2 separate regions of the Homo sapiens genome follow, and region 2 is linked to region 1. Evidence: chromatin loops called from intact Hi-C (ENCODE). Cell type or tissue: Caco-2. All regions are shown on one strand.

Evidence for each region. A loop is a pair of places that touch in the nucleus more often than their neighbours do. Peaks named below come from ENCODE experiments on the same cell type or tissue, not always from the same donor. Only the 100,000 strongest peaks of a DNase experiment are listed, where the experiment ranks them.
Region 2: it touches region 1 in a loop (3.0-fold over the local background); 5 of 110 quality-filtered maps call a loop at or near these places.

The regions. Positions count from the first base shown.
Region 1 is chr4:3,938,277-3,946,276 of GRCh38, reverse strand. It overlaps the pseudogene ALG1L7P and the pseudogene FAM86EP. Among named protein-coding and RNA genes, the nearest start is that of ADRA2C, 180 kb to the right of the region's middle. RefSeq lists enhancers at 140-640, 7,843-8,000. In Caco-2, a CTCF peak has its summit at 3,598 (motif pointing right); DNase peaks (open chromatin) are centred at 3,616 and 6,116.
Region 2 is chr4:3,775,579-3,783,578 of GRCh38, reverse strand. LOC124900651 (a long non-coding RNA gene) reads right to left here and starts at 2,762. Exons shown (of 2, transcript XR_007057997.1): 1 at 2,588-2,762; 2 at 416-959. RefSeq lists an enhancer at 2,085-2,717. In Caco-2, no CTCF peak of the experiment used is centred here; DNase peaks (open chromatin) are centred at 1,078, 2,628 and 3,018.

The sequences.
Region 1 (8,000 bases):
AGCCCCCAGCACCTGTGAGGGTGTGCTGTCCTTGTCCCATCTCAGTGACAAATACACTAGGACACACGGAGGCCAAGTGACCCCCGAGCTCCCGCACACTGCAGCCCGGCCACCTGGCTCGCAGGTCTCCACACTACATCCAAGCCCCCCATTGCCACCAGCCTTTGCCCCAGCTCCCCCTGAGCACAGCCCCTCCTGGCAGCCATGTGCACAGATGCACGCACAGCAGCCTCTGCCTGCACACAGAGACACGGACGACCCAGTGACTGTCCACGTGGGGCAGCCCGTTAACTACAGAGTAAACAAACAAGCCGGCACACGAAGGCGTACTGGGTTCCACGACAGAGTCCTGCACAACCTCGCACAGGAGGCTGGCCGGGTGCGGGGCCCAGGCCTGTCATCCCAGCACTTTAGGAGGCTAAGGCAGGAGGACTACTTGACCCCAGGTGTTCAAGACGAACCTGGGCCACATAGTGGGATCCCGTATTCACAAAACATACAGAAACTAGCCAGGCGTGGTTTCACACACCTGTAGTCCCAGCTACTCGGGAGGCTGAGGTGGAGGATGGCTTGATCCCAGGAGGTGGAGGCTACAATGAGCCCTGATCTCACCACTACACTCCAGCCTGGGCAACAGAGCAAGATCCTGTCTCAAAAAGGCAAAAAAAAAAAAAAAAAAAAAGGAAGTCTTTCTTCAGATACTTACGTGAAAAAATACCTGCAATATCTTTTAAGTGAAAAAAACAGTGCCAAGCAGCACACATAGTATAAGAACCCACCCACCATTTTTTTTTTTTTTTTTTTTTTGAGACAGAGTCTGGCTTTGTATTGCCCAGGCTGGAGTGCAGTGGTGCCATCTCGGCCCACTGCAACCTCTCACCTCCCAGGTTCAAGCTATCCTCCCATCTCAGCCTCCTGAGTAGATGGGACTACAGGCAGGTGCTACCACACCTGGCTAATTTTTTTATTTTTTGTAGAGTCAAGGTTTTGCCATGTTGGCCAGGCTGATCTTGAACTCCTGACCTCAAGTGATCTGCTGCCTCAGCTTCCCAAAGTGTTAGGATGACAGGCGTGTGCCACTGTGCCCAGCCCCATTTTTGTTTAAAAACTAATAATAATCACCCAGACATGGTTATGACTACCTATATTCCCAACTACTCAGGAGGCTGAGACGGGAGGATGGCTTAAGCCCAGGAGTTTGTGGCAACCTTGAGCAACGTAGCAAGACTTCATCTCAAAAAAAAAATTATCACAATCATCATTTTCACATAAGTATACCTATAGGAGAAAACCTAGAATATATATATAGCAGGCTTGTCCAACCTGCGGCCCAACACAAATCTGTAAACTTTCTTAAAACAGTACGAGGTTTTTTTGTGAATTTTTTTCTTTTAGCTCATCAGCTATTGCTAGCGTTAGTGTATTTTATGTGTGGCCCAAGGTGATTCTTCTTCCAATGTGGCACAGGGAGGCCAAAAGATTGGACATCCCTAATACACTCGTTAACAGGTGCCATCCTTGGATGGCAGGATTATAGAGACTTCTACACATTCATGTCTGCACTACTTCATTTTTATAGATATGCATTTTCCACTTGTAACAAAAAACTGTGATTGAAAATCATCCCGGGTCACAGTGTCTCACACCTGTAATCCCAACACTGTAAGAGGCTGAGGATTTGGGAGGCTGAGGTGAGCGGATCACTTGAGGTCAAGAGATCAAGACCAGCCTGGCCAACACGGTGAAACCCCATCTCTACTAAAAACACAAAAATTAGCCAGGCGTGGTGCTGCACGCCTATAATCCCAGCTACTCGGGATGCTGATGCAGGAGGATCACTTGAACCTGGGAGGCATCGCAGTGAGCTGAGATTGCGCCACTGCACTCCAGCTAGGGGAACAGAGTTAAACTCCGTCCAAAAAAAAAATAATAAAAGAGGCTGAGGCAGGAGCATCATTTGAGGCCATGGGTTCAGGACCCCATCTCTACAAAATAAAAAAATTACTGGCATGGTGGCACGCACCTGTCATCCCAGCTAGTCAGGAAATGGGAGGATTGCTAGAGCCCAGGAGTCAAGGCTGTGGTGAGCAATGACTGTGCCACTGCACTCCAGCCTGGGTGAAAGAACAAGATCGTATCTCAAAAAAAAAAAAAAAAAAAGAATCATTCTGGCTAACGGCTCTTCAGACATCTGTGCTTATGAGAACACCAGCCCCTTCTAAGCTGTGTGTGTGTGTTTTTGTTTGTTTGTTTTGTTTTGTTTTTTTTGGTGTTTTTTTTTTGAAATGGAGTCTCACTCTGTCACTCAGGCTGGAGTGCAGTGGCACAATCTCAGCTCACTGCAACCTCTGCCTCCTGGGTTCAAGCAATTCTCCTGCCTCAGCCTCCCAGGTAGCTGGGATTACAGGCACCCGCCATCATGCCTGGCTAATTTTTGTATTTTTGTAGAGATGGGGTTTCACCATGTTGGCCAGGCTGCTCTCGAACTCCTGACCTCAAGTGATCCCCCCACCTTGGCCTCCCAAAGTGTTGGGATTACAGGCGTGAGCCACTGTGCCCGGCCGCTTTCTAAGCTTTGTGAAGAGTGGGTTGACTGGGCAGCCAGGTAGATGTGGGTTCAGAGCTCTGCTTCTGTCCCGCTGTGCCAAGTGCTGGGGCAGACGCCAGCAGAGAGTGGACAGCGGCACGGTGCCTGCTGCTAACCATTTCTATGCAAAACCAGATTTCTGGTCCCATCCTGGAGGCCAATTCTAGGTACCTGGGTGGGACTGGGAAACTGTGAAACAAGTAGACTGACTTGGACACTCCCCCACCACACCACGCCTGTCCTAGCAGCCCCACACAATACGCTCATGTCCTGTCCCCAAACACCGCCATCCTCAAACACATGTGCTCTGTTTCCAGGCCAGGCCAGGATCAGATGGGAAGTGGAAGCTTGTCATGACCAGAAACTGTTTCCCTACAAAGAGCACTTGGAGATGGCAATGCTGAACCTAATACTGTAGGACTCACACGCGACTTCAACGGGATTGTGAGGATCAAGTCACTCTCATGGGAAGAATTTTTACATGGGAAAGCGGATAAAACTTTCATTGGACTGGAATGTTTGGAGAATATTAATTTCCAAATCAGGAACCACAAACTGCCCTCTAATAAGACATCGGCTATCTAAGCGTGTGGGTGCCCCCTTTCTGCCAGCAGTTCTGGTTCTTAAGAAAATCACCATAAATCAGACATGAAAATTCTGGCTCTAAAAATAGCATTTTCTTTGTGCAAATAAAAACGTGTGTATCAAGTATGATGTTCCCCCAACGTGGACACACCCGGTTCCTCACAAAGCCAAGCCCGCTGCAGCTGCCACATCCCTGGGCTTACTGTGCAGCAGGTGCTTTTTTCAAGACAGGAATCAAAATATTAGGAACACGGCAGAAAGGCGACACCTGGAGACCAAACGCAGGATGAGGAGTACTGCAGAGGTCACAGGGAAGTCACAGAACAGTAGTACGCTAGCAGGGGCATGGGGCGTGAAGAACAGAAGAAGAGAGGAAGTGTTTCCAAGCCTCCAAAAAAGAAATCAGAGCCAACCACAGCTTCCCGGGTCACAGAAGCAATTCACTCACCAGGCGGCACCACTGCCGTCATTTCAGCTTCTGGCCACTGGGAGGCGCTGCTTGAAAGGGTTTGCCCTGAGACTCCAAGAAGAAGCTGCGGGAAGGACAGCAGGGGCCCTGGGGTTTTAGCCTCTGGCCCAGGAGTTATGTGTCCATAACCAAAGGGAGCACAGTCTGCACCCAGCTCTCATCCCATCGGAGCTGCTGCGACTCCCGCAGGTTCTTCCGGAACAGGTTTAGCTTGCCTGCAGGATCAGGAAAGTTTGAGAAAAGCATCTGCATAATACTAAAGAGCAGAGCTTACCTCATTGCCTGTCCCCACCGCATCCCAGGTCACCACCTGGCTGACCCCAGGTGCCCGACCCAACAACAACCCCTACCAAGTTCTTAACTCCCTCACTTGGACTCGAGACTCTTCACGCCCCAGCAGCGCTCCGCCTCCAACTTGACATCACGCTTTCTGGGAACTTCCCCGCATGTCCCACTTTCCCACACTTGGTGTCCTGGGGCACCTCCCGGCCTCTTCATGCTGTATGCTCCCCTGCGAGCACCCTCCTCTTGGCCTCTGGCCAAGTCCCACCCATCTGTGGGTAACAAGGGGGTGTCGGTGTTCTTTTCAGCCTTGCTAAACTGTCTGAATCAAGGATCACAAACTACAGCCTGCAGGCCAAATCCAGCCCACAGCCTGTGTTTGTAAATAAAGATTTATTGGAACAAAGCCACACCCCTTAATCTACAGATGATCTGTGGCTACTTTCACACCCCAACAGAGTACCATGGTTCTGACAGAGACTAGGGGACCCAGTCTAAATGACTTCCGACTTGGACCTTTACTGAAAATCCTGCCAGTCATTCTGTTGGCAAGAACGATGTATTACTTTTTGCAATAAGAAACAAGTAACATTTGCAGAATTCCACCCATCTTTCAAGGCTGGTCCCAGAAGCTCCCTTTGCCCACTCACCTACCTGATCCTGCTCACTTCCTAAACTGCAGCCCGGCCCACCCGGCTCCAGCGTCATTTGTGGAGTGTCTGTTCCATAAATCCAGCGGGCAGGCGGGCAGGTGGGGTTGTGTCCTAACTTTCCCGAGCCTACTGTACCGAAACGGGACAGCAGAGTAGGCCAGCCTCTGTGACCTCTGCTCCCTCCCTAGCTTTTCCGCCAGACCCCACATGGTCCCACCCCGACTGTGGGAAGCAGGGATCAGGGAGCGTGGCTCGGTGCCAGTCTCCAGAACCCTGCCCACCCTGGCTTAGTGGCAGATGTGGCTACCTGCAGCTGAGCTGCCAGTTCCTCTGAGTCCTCAAAGACCAAGCCGTTTTCTTGATGTTTCACCAGCTCATGTAAACTGCAGAGAGAACCAAGGGAGCCTGAGAGCTGCCTGGAGAAGACACCAGACCCCTGGGGTGCCCACCTGGGCTCCCCTCGCACCCCACGCTCAAGCCAGGCTGGGGATTGGAACAGGGGGTGTGGTTTCTGGGAGCTGGTTCTTAGATTTGGCATCTGAAGGGTATAAAGGCCTGGGGGAGTGCACATCAAAATGGCCAAACCGATTTGAGGAGGGAGCCTTAAGGAGGGTTTGTACCTTCTGTGCTGGATGCTCTTCAAGGACTGAAGAATTATTTTTGTATGTTTTTCTTAATTCCATGGCTGTGGAACAAGTAAGGCAACCCCCTGGAGACTGGTTCAGCACATAAAAGATGACTTTTCTAGGGCACCAGATTTGATCAAGACGTTCCCTGAGCTCAGCTCACACGAGGGGCTTGAATCCCTGAATCCCATCCAGGAGCCGGCTCCTGAGCAGGGGCCAAGGGCTCAACTTGTGCTGGGGCTACTGCTTCTAGAATCTCCTCTAACGCCACCCTTCCAAACACCCATCTATGCTGGGTGCAGTGAGGCCACAGCATGACACTCATTTAACTCATTCAAACCCACCATGTGAGCTTGGCCAAAAGGGACATGGTGGGAGAGAAAAACAAAGAAAACCATGTAAGCCTGCAGGCAATTCCCGCCAATTCTACTCTAGGAGCAAAAGCCCCGAGTGGAGTTCTAGTATTTAAGGTGCTTTCTTTTTTCATATTAGGTTGGTGCAAAAGTTATTGCCATTTTTAATGGCAAAAACCGTGATTACTTTTGTACCAACCTAAATATAACATGAGTTCTAAATGGAAGCAACTACTTCAGTGAGGCTCAGCCCAGCCACAGTAACCACAGGGCTCCTCCTCATGGCCTCCAGTGTGTGCTGGACTGACCAAGGGGCAGGGCCTCACTGTGGGCAGCTGGCTCTGCACTGTTTCCCCCTCAGCGGTGGATCTGTGAAGCTATCCCCAGAAAGATTCGGGTTCTGCTCCTACCACTTGAAGTTCACAACGCACACACAGGCAAACAGCTCCTGAACATGTCCACCACCTTCATGGGCAGGTCCAGGCCACTGGAGGACGTGTCTAGACAGACACCCAGGTCCACCGACCCTGCTAGGCAAGAGGGGTGCGGTCAGAGAGCTGGTCTCTGCCCTGGGAACACAAATCCTCCCAGCACAGTGAGGCAGCATCCCCCGAGGGGAGTGAAAATCAGATAAGGCCCCCCGCAGCCCCAAGCACAAGTGGCTTAAGCTGGCCAAGCAGCCACATGGTCTGGCTGGGACATCTGAAAATGTAAGTTGACACTTTTTCTACGTAATCACAATTTGGTTTTTTTGTTGTTGTTGTTTTGTTTTGAGACAGAGTCTCACTCTGTCACCCAGGCTGGAGTGCAGTGGCACAATCTCAGCTCACTGCAACCTCCACCTCCCAGGTTCACCTCCCGCATGTAATCCCAGCATTTTGGGAGGCCAAGGTGGGCGGATCACCTGAGGTCAGGAGTTCAAGACCAGCCTGGCCAACGTGGTGAAACCCCATCTCTACTAAAAGAAACACAAAATTAGCGAAGTGTCGTGGCAGGTGCCTGTAATCCCAGCTACTCAGGAGGCTGAGGCAGGAGAATTGCTTGAACCTGGGAAGGCAGAGGTTGCAGTGAGCCAAGATCGTGCCATTACACTGCAGCCTGGGCTACAAGAGCGAAACTCCTTCTCAAAATAATAATAATAATAATAATAATAATAATAATAATAATAAACCACAGCACACCCACTACAAACCAGCTGTCAGTGTGAAAATAAAGCGAAACGGCTTAACATTTCTAAAGACTAGCTGGGACCAGGCGTGATGGGTCACGCCTGGAATCCCAGCACTTAGGGAGGCCAAGACAGGAGGATCACTTGAGGTCAGGAGTTCAAGACCAGTCTGGCCAACATGGTGAATCCCTGTTTCTACTAAAAATACAAAAATAAGCCAGGTGTTGTGGAGGGCTCCTGTAATCCCATAATCTACTCGGGAGGCTGAGGTGGGAGAATCGCTTGAACCCAGGAGGCGGAGGTTGCATGAGCTGAGATCGTGCACTCCAGCCTAGGCAACAGAGCGAGACTGTCTAAAACAAAGACTAGCTGGAGAGTCCTGCCAGGAAAAGGCCTCAGCCTCCAACTGCTCTGCTCACTAGAAGCTGGAAGATGCGGCTCTAGAGACGCATCAGGACCAAGACACAACTCCCCACTTGGAGAAAACAACGGGGAAAGAGACGGAGGCAAAGCAGAACCATCTCACTGGGAGAGGCGACGCTGTTTGACACATCGTCCCTGTACCTCCCAAAGCCACTGCCTTCCTACACCTGGGCAACAGTGGCCCCAACCCCAGGCCCAGCCCTCCTGCAGGAAGGAAGAGGACTGAATGGAGGGCGTGGCAGGCTGAAAGGATGTGACCTCCTCAAACCCCTTGGTAAAGGGCCTCTGGGGCCACCTGGCTGGGAGGGGCTGGCACACCAGAAAGTAGCCTCCTCCCGGGAGTTCAGCCAGAGCCCAGGTCCCGTGCCCAAGTGGCCTCCAGAGCCACCTTTTCAGAAAAAGTACATCCTGCCCACCCCTGTTCCCCCTGCTTAAGGCCCTGCCTCCTCCCTGAGCCTCCCGCTGGCCTCTCACCTAGAAGCGGGGGTAGTCCTCGGCCCTCCAGCCAGGGGGTGCAGACCTGGATGTGCTGGAAATGCTACTGGTGGATGAGGCGGCTGTAATACTCCCTCAGAGGCCCTTTGCCTTCACAGAGAAGAGGAGACACTGCCATGGACCCGTCTCTGTCCCTGCCACATGGCCCCAGGCTCAAGACACTCCCCCCTAGGAGGGATCCTTTTCCCAGAAGCTCCACCCCTCGGCAGCTCCAGTCAGGCCCCATCTGGGCCCTTCCAGAAGCTACCCAGGAGCCCCGAGACATGCAGGGGTGTGTGCACCCTGACCCCTGAGGCATAGTCCTGCACCTGCAGCCAGCTGGCCTCGGGCTGCAAACATGGCGGAGTAAGCACTGGCCT
Region 2 (8,000 bases), 160 kb after region 1:
CCTGCATGGGTGGCCTTTGTCTCAGCTGCCACCTGTGACTGAGGCTCCTCCCACCCAATTCCTTTCTCCTTTAGGAGTGTCAAACCTGCATCATGGTCTTGTCACAGCCAAGCCAGCCCTGAGCTCCATCCCCTGAAAGGGCAGCCCCTCCGCAAGCCCCTTCCTCCCTCCCAGCCCTGGCACAGGGCCTGGCATGTAGCAGGTGCTCAGTAAACACTCATAGGTGGAGACAGCAGGACAGACGGGAGCTCTGAGTCTCCTCCCCTGCAGTCTTGGTGATGAGCCCCTGCAATGAAGGGGGGCTGCACTGGGAAGTAGTGAGCATCCCATCATCAGAGGCATGCAAGAGGACCAGGATACCCATTTGAGGGAGACTTTGTAGGCACAAGGGTGAAACATGAATCAGCACAAAGTATGGCTTCTGAAAACTTCTTTCTTGCCTCAAAACAACAATAAAGCCCTATGCTGGGCGCTCCAAGCTCCATGGGAACGCTGCAGGTTGAGCAAGTGATTTGGAAACATCGCAGTCAACAAAGCTGCCGTCTCCCGGTGCGCCCCTTCTCGCTGGGTTCTAAATGAAAGCTGTTCATTAGGGCGACAGGTTTACCATCTTGCAATGAGAATTGCTGGGAGGTTTTTCCCCCTGAGGAGGAGAAATCATGTTTGAGTAGCGAGCACAGTTGCAGGGGACAATGTTTTCGTGGCTGTGGCTGTGGGAAGAGCTTTATTTGGGGATTTTTCCTCTCCGTGTCAGCAGCACAGGAGAAAATGACTCCAGTGAGCTTCGCTGCTGCAGTTTTATGGCACCGCCAGGACGCTGGGTCTGAAATTGTGCCCATTGCTCAGAGCTCAGTATCTGTTCCTGGGAACTGGGAGGCAGCGGTCGCATCAGTGTGGTCTGGAGGTTCCCAGGTTGGGGGCAGCACAGGCCTCTGGCCCCGGCTTCAGCAGATCCAGCCCTAGCACAGAGCACAGCAGAGCCTGGGCTCAGGGGAAAAGTCAGGGTTGGGAGCTAGGGAGGGGCCCACCTGGGGAAGGCTTGCTCACTCACTCGCTCAAGCAGGGGCGGGGCTGGAAGAGGGCCCTCAGGGCAGTCCTGAGCCGAGGACACCACTGCCACCAGGGAGCCAGGCCAGAGGCCAGAGGGAGAACTTTCTCCATACAAGCCAGGTTTGAAGGTGGCGCAGAGGCAGGCTGGGGCTCAGCAGCCGAGAGCTCCATGCTCCAGGGGCACAGACCCCTGCCCTCGAGGCTGTGAAGCCCAGGGTGTGGCAAGGGAGTGCCGTGCAGGGCAGGACACCTGGAGGCAACTATCAGTGCAGGCCCAAGAGACACCAGCCTGCAGCTGCTCAGGGGCCAGTGGGGCTTCAGGGAGGAGGTGGGCAAAGCAGTCTTACCTCCCCTGCAGGGCCGCCTCCCACCTGAACGACCGCCTGGCGGCAGTGTCTGACGTCCCTGTGCAGAATCATCTCTGTCCCCACCGGAGGCCCCTGGGGCCGAGTGGCTTCACTGCAATTTTGGGAGCGTGTGGGACCTGCCCTGGGACCCCCTCTTCGTGGGGCTGCCAAGCTGGGGTATCATACTGCAGCCGCTGGTGGTCATCCCAACACTTTGTGGGCATTCATGAGAAGCAGGAAAGCAGGTGGGCACCAATGAAAGGAGACTGACCACTGACATCCACACACCTGGACGCAGAGGGGACTCCCAGCCCCAGCGTCTCAACACGGTGGCTGGAGGAGTGTGATCTTCCTCCCCTTAGTGCTCCTTCCCCAGCCTGGAAGAAGCTTTCAGGGCCTTCCTTCCACTGAAGCCTCAGTTCCCCCAGAGGGCTGGCTACAGGCTCACGTGGGGCCCGAGGGGAGGAGTTTCATGGGGGGGAGGAGTTTGGTGGGCGGAGGAGTGTCATGTGAGGGGAGGGGTTTCATGTGGGGGGAGGAGTTTCATATGAGGGGAGGAGTTTCGTGTGAGGGGAGGAGTTTGGTGTGAGGGGAGGAGTTTCGTGCGGGAGGAGGAGTTTGGTGTGGGGAGGAGTTTCGTGTGGGAGGAAGACGTGGGGAGGAGTTTTGTGTGGGAGGAGGAGTTTCGTGTGGTGGGGAGGAGTTTCATGTGAGGGGAGGAGTTTCATGTGGCGGAAGAGTTTCATGTGGGAGGAGGAGTTTCGTGTGTGGGGAGGAGTTTCATGTGAGGAGGGAGTTTCGTGTGAGGGGAGGAGTTTCATGTGAGGGGAGGAGTTTCTTGCGGGCGGAGGTGTTTCGTGGGGGGAGGAGTTTCATATGGGGGAGGAGTTTCATGAGGGGGAGGAGTTTCGTGTGGGTCCTGTGGTGCTGCCTGCTGAGGGCATAGACATGTGTCCCTCCATTTCTGTTCTCTCCCTTGGCCCGGCTCAGGCCACGTCCAGAGAAGCCACAGAAACTCCAGTAACTGTATGTCAGCTGAGACCCCAACCCAGAGCCGTGGGCGGCTCAGGGCTCTGGGAGGCAGATTTGTGGGGCAGCTGCCTGCCTCCCTGCAAGGTCCATCCCCGGCGAAGTCACAGCCCTGTTGGGAGGGGCTCCCACTGCGTCATGAACGCTGGTCCCCGGCTCACCTCATGTCGGGGGCACCTGGGGATGGAATTCCAATCCCAGCCCCAGCCTAGATCAGCCCTGTGGCAGGTGCGGGCCGCCCTCTGCTCCCAGCCTCGGCCTCCCACATCCTGGGGGATGACCAGGCGCCTCACCGAGCTTTGGGAGACAGGGTCCTGGTAAAGGGTGCGCAGGGTCTCCAAGCTGCACGACATAGCAGGTGCTAAGCAACTCAGCTGTTGGCAGGGTTTGTTAAGAGAGGTGCAGGAATGTGCTGAGGTCACACAGGGGGGACAGGACAGAGCCAGGATCTGAACCCCCCTCAGGGATAGGCCATTCTAGACTCCTGGCATTGCATGTCACAGGCTGGGTGGGGACCTGGCAGGAGTCCAGGGCCAGCCCTTAGGGCAGGTGGAGCCACAGGGCCTCTCCTTCTCCAGGAGCAGAGGTGCCCCATCCTCCTGCCGGCTGGGGGCTGGGCCGAGGCCTCTGGCGAGCCGATGGGAGATAAGAGCTCTGGCTGGAGCTGTGCAGACAGGCTGGTAGTTTTCCGTCATCCCCGCAAATGACAAACCTTGCAGGAGGCCAGGTTGGGCTGGAGGGTCCCTCCTCCTCACCTCTGAGCAATGTGACCAGGCTTACCTTTCCAGAACCTCTGGGCTGGGCTTGGGAGCCAGTCTCTCCCACCCTCTGCAGGCCCCGGTGGCTATGCAGCCACCCCATGGCTTACTGAGCCTGAGAATAAATTTTAACTGGGGTGCTGCACTTTACAGTTTACAAAGCACGCCCACACCCACCTCCAGGAATCTCCTGCCACCCACTGCCCCTGTGAAGTCCACATCAATATCCACATCTACAGATGGAGAAGTTAAATAATGCCAAGAGGACAGAGGGGACTCTGTGCTTGCTGCTCAATTTTTCTATGGATCTAAAACTGCTTAAAAAATAGTCTATTCAACAAAATGTCACGTAAATGGAGCCAGGGAGCACGTTGACTTTGAGGCGGGCTTCTCTGGCTTTGCGGCTCACCCAGGCCTTTGCAAGAAGTTGCAGCTTGCCCTCTTCACTGCTGAGTAGTATTCCATTGTCTGGAGGCACCTGCAGTTTGTTTATCCATTTACCAGTTGTTTAGGGTTGTTTCCAGTTTTTTGCTATTATGAATAAAGCTATCATGAACATTAAAAACAAAACAAATACTGGCCAAGGGTTGCACAGGTGACAGGCTGCAAAGCCCAGCTCAGCAGGGAACCAGCAAAAGCCATGTGGCTGCCTCCAGAGTCAACATGGCCTGGACCTGCCCTCCGGGGAGCCAGCGCCCGAGCTGGCCTGGCTGCTGCACAGCCATGTGACGGCCACATAACGGCCACCTCCTCCCAAGGCTCCCTCAGTGCAGGCCCACAGGAGGCATGGCCTTGGGAGGAGCTAGGACATGGATCACAGCCTTGCAGCCCACAGACTTGCCCACGGGACAGGCCTCATGTTCCTGCACCACCAGTGGATGGACATCAAGGACCCCTCTCCACGCCCAGAGCCACAAACAATCTTAGATGCTGCACCTGTATCCTCACCAGCCCAGGGACATGAGTGTGGACTGCCCAGCCCTGCCCCTCCCCTGCTGGGGTACCTGGTTATTGCTTGACAGCCCCAAGGCTCACATTTCTCAACTGCAGGGGCATCAAAACCCTCCCTGTAGGCCGGGCACGGTGGCTCACGCCTATAATCCCAGCACTTTAGGAGGCCAAGGCGGGTGGATCACCTGATATCGGGAGTTTGAGACCAGCCTGGCCAACATGGTGAAACCCCGTCTCTGCTAAAAATACAAAAATTAGCCAGACGTGGTGGCAGGTGCCTGTAGTCCCAGCTACTCAGGAGGATGAAGCAGGAGAATGGCTTGAACCTGAGAGGCAGAGGTTGCAGTGAGCTGAGATTGTGCCACTACACTCCAGCCTGGGCGACAGAGTGAGGCTCCATCTCAAAAAAACCAAACCAAAACAAAACAAAACAAAAACCCTCCCTGTAGGGTCAGAGTGAGGCCCCAGCACAGCCATGGGGGGAATGGGCCTTCCCTGACCTGGCTAGCACCAGGCACCCTGCCAGGACTTTCCATGGGCTTCTCAAAATTGCCCCCCACACAGCAGGTGCTGTTACAGGCCTTGGGCTACAGCTGGAGAAATCAAGGCAGAAGAAGGAGGGAACGTGCCCCCGTCACACAGGCCCATGTGGGGAGGGAAATGGACTCAGGAGGTGTCATGGGCCAGGGTGTGTCCTCCCCAAATTCCTATGTAGAAGCCCTGACCCTCAGGACCTCAGAATGGGACTGTGTTTGGAGACAGCTTCTTTAAAGGGGTAATTAAGGTAAACTGAGGTCATATGGGTGGGCCCTAATCCAGTCTGACTGGTGTCTGGTAAGAAGGGGAGATGAGGACACAGACACACACAGAAGGAAGACCAGGTGAAGACGGAGCGAAGATGGTGTCTGCAAGCCGGGAGGGAGCCTCAGGAGAAACCGCCCCTGCCAACACCTTGATCTTGGACTTCCAGCCTCCGGAGCTATGAGATGGTAAGCTTCTGTTGTTGAAGCCGCACAGGCTGGGGTATTCCGCTAAGGCATCCCCAGCGGACTCATGTGGGGGCTAACCCCAGAGCACCCGCTCCCAGCTGCTGCTGCTGCAGCTGACCCTATAACCTGCCAGGAGGTGGCTGCCCACCCCAACCCACCTTCGCCACCCCACCCCACCCAGACAGGGCAGGTCCTTGTATAAAACTGCTACAGTTTACAATTTTGTACTTGCTTATGTGATCGTCTATTGCCTGCCCCATCACAAGACTGCACAGGTCATGAGGACAGGGGTGTCTCTGTCTTGCTAACCTCGTGGCCGGTGTGCTGTGGGCACTTGATATATGCTTTTTAGAGGAATGATTATAAATGTGCATTGGTTTTTGCTATATGACAGAATTATAGAAGGGCTTAAACCGTTGCAGGAAATCATGGAGGTTCTGTGTTTTTCTCAGTGTTCTCACGCGCAGCTGATGTTGAATAAACGCTTCTTGAATAAATGAAATGGATGATGGATGAACCAATGGATGGATGGAGGGATGAATGAATGAATGAATGAATGAATGAATGAATGAACGAACTTCCTCTCGGAGAGCAAAGCCAAAGATAGCAGAAGCAGGAGCCTCTGCTGACACCTCACAGATCCGGGAGGGTTGTTGGGGACACAGTCCCATGGGAATTATCTTCCAATCTGGAGTTTCTTCTGCCTTTAGAGAGAAGCCCGGTTAATGCTTGGAGGAGGGCCGGTCTCGTGGTCAGCCGTGTGTCAGTGAGATCCCGTGGAGCGCTGTGCTTAGAAGGGTGCCATGCTCAGAGGGCACCCACTTGGGGTTTCGTGCTCTCCAGTTGCCTCTTGAAATTCTTAACAACCTTGGCTTTGAACTTGTGCTTTTTGAGGGATGTATGAAGGGACCAGACCCTTGGCTCACATGTGATCTCCCCTCTGGCTAACCCCAGGACAGCTGTCATGCCCACTCCCTACCCTGGACACTTTTCCTGGTCTCCTCTCCCCGATCTCATCCTACAAACAGTCACCTACCACCCCTGGAGGGGCCCAGTGAGACCAAGCAGGCATCCCATGGCATCAGGGCAGGGCAGGGTGGAGGTCACCCCTGGCACGGGTTGGCATTCAGCCCACTCCCCATCCAGACATCCAGCACATTTGGGAATTGAGTTTCCATCCCTGGGGACCTCAGGGCAATAGGCCCATAGGCAGGGGAGACTGGCCTCCCTCAGCCGGCGCTCCAAGCTTTCATTTTGCACAAAGCCAGCCCTCCGTCCCTGCTCCTGCAGCCAGTGGGCCTTTGGCCTCTGAGTATGGCCATGTCACAAGCCCATGGCAGATGCTGTGTACCTGGCCCAACCCCACAGGGCTCCCACTTAGGGTGGGAACAAACCACAAAAGTACCCACCCTTTCAGGCGGTGAACACTCCCTGGGAAGCCGCTTCAGCCACTCTTGGGCTTGGGAAACCCACATCTCTGGAGGCACCGCAGAGAGGGGCTCGGGCTGCCTGCTCTAATTCTGATGTCTGGCTTGGTCGCTGAGCAGCCTGGGGACTCGGGCAAGCCAAGCCACTCAGCCTGGCCGAGCCCTCCCTGGCCCGGGATAATAAGAGTGGGCAGGAGCAGGTGCCTCCCTGCTGAGGGGCAGGGACGTCGTTCCTTGAGATGCCCCTCAGTGGTGGGGAGCACGCAGGACACTGGGTAACAACGCCTGGCCTTGCACTGCAGCAATCCAGCCACACGCGTTCCCTGACCTCAGGTCATACTCTCAGCGCTGTGTCTGAAGCCTCTTCCTGCTCTTGAGTGGCTAAGCCAGGGCGTCAACACCTGGATGCCATGGTGGTGTTCTCTGAGAATCACCTGAGGCTGGGTCAGCCTGGGGAACAGACCTTCATGGAGTTGAAGGGGCCCTCATCCCACCCCAAGAGCTGGGTGACCAAGGACTGGCCAGGCGACCAAGGGCCCTTGCCTCAGCAGCCAGCTCCTGCCCGGTAGGTGCCAGAGGAGGTGGACGGGGCAAACACCCCCGGGTCCTGGTGGAGCTCTCTGGCTGGAAGGGTGGTCAAGGGACCAGCAGTCGGGGGACTCAGGTCAGGAGAGGAAGGGTGCATGCAGCATTGCGGAGGCTGGCCAGGCTGCCCAGTGCTCCTGGGTGACTGTGTTGTCCCCTGAGTCCTGTGGCCATTGTGTATCTGTGGCAATCTGAGGGATGCTTTGAGTGAACCAGGGGCATCCTGTGGTGCTGGAGGCACCCCTGCTCCTTGGACAGAGCCAAGGAAGAGGCGAGAAGCGTGTCCGTTACAAGCACGGATCTCCCAGAGGACCCAGACCTGGGAGCCTGGGATCATCAGCCGCATCTGACGGAAGAGAAGACGGAGGTGCGGAGCCTCCCTCCCCGCTACGTCTGCTCTGAAGATGCTGTCCTGCTTCCCCAACCGGATCAGAGCCACCTTGAGGGCAGAACTGTACCTTTGACACATTCACATAAATTCTTCCAACATTTATTAAGTGCCCGCTGTGTGCAGGCCTCTGTGCAGGGCCTGGGAGTGAGGTGAGACAGAAGCAGGCTGCCTGGAGGAATTTCTTCCCATCCTAGGACAGGGCCTGAGCACCCAGGCTATGCACAGTTGTCCAGGGAGCCCCTCCCCTCCAGCCAGGGCCGTCCTCCCCGTGCCCCCAAGGTCAAGTGGCCACTCATCTGGAGGGCCTGTGCCAGGCCAGCTGGAGCTTTTGGGGTTAAGACTAGGTCTGGTCTGCCCAGAACCAACACCCTGCAGAGTCCAGCCCTTTAATGAGCGTGTTTGACATTTGTTCCTGGGGTCTCCAGGGTCCTCATGGCTCTGCACAGAAGCTGTGGGAGGTCAGGGGGGTGGGC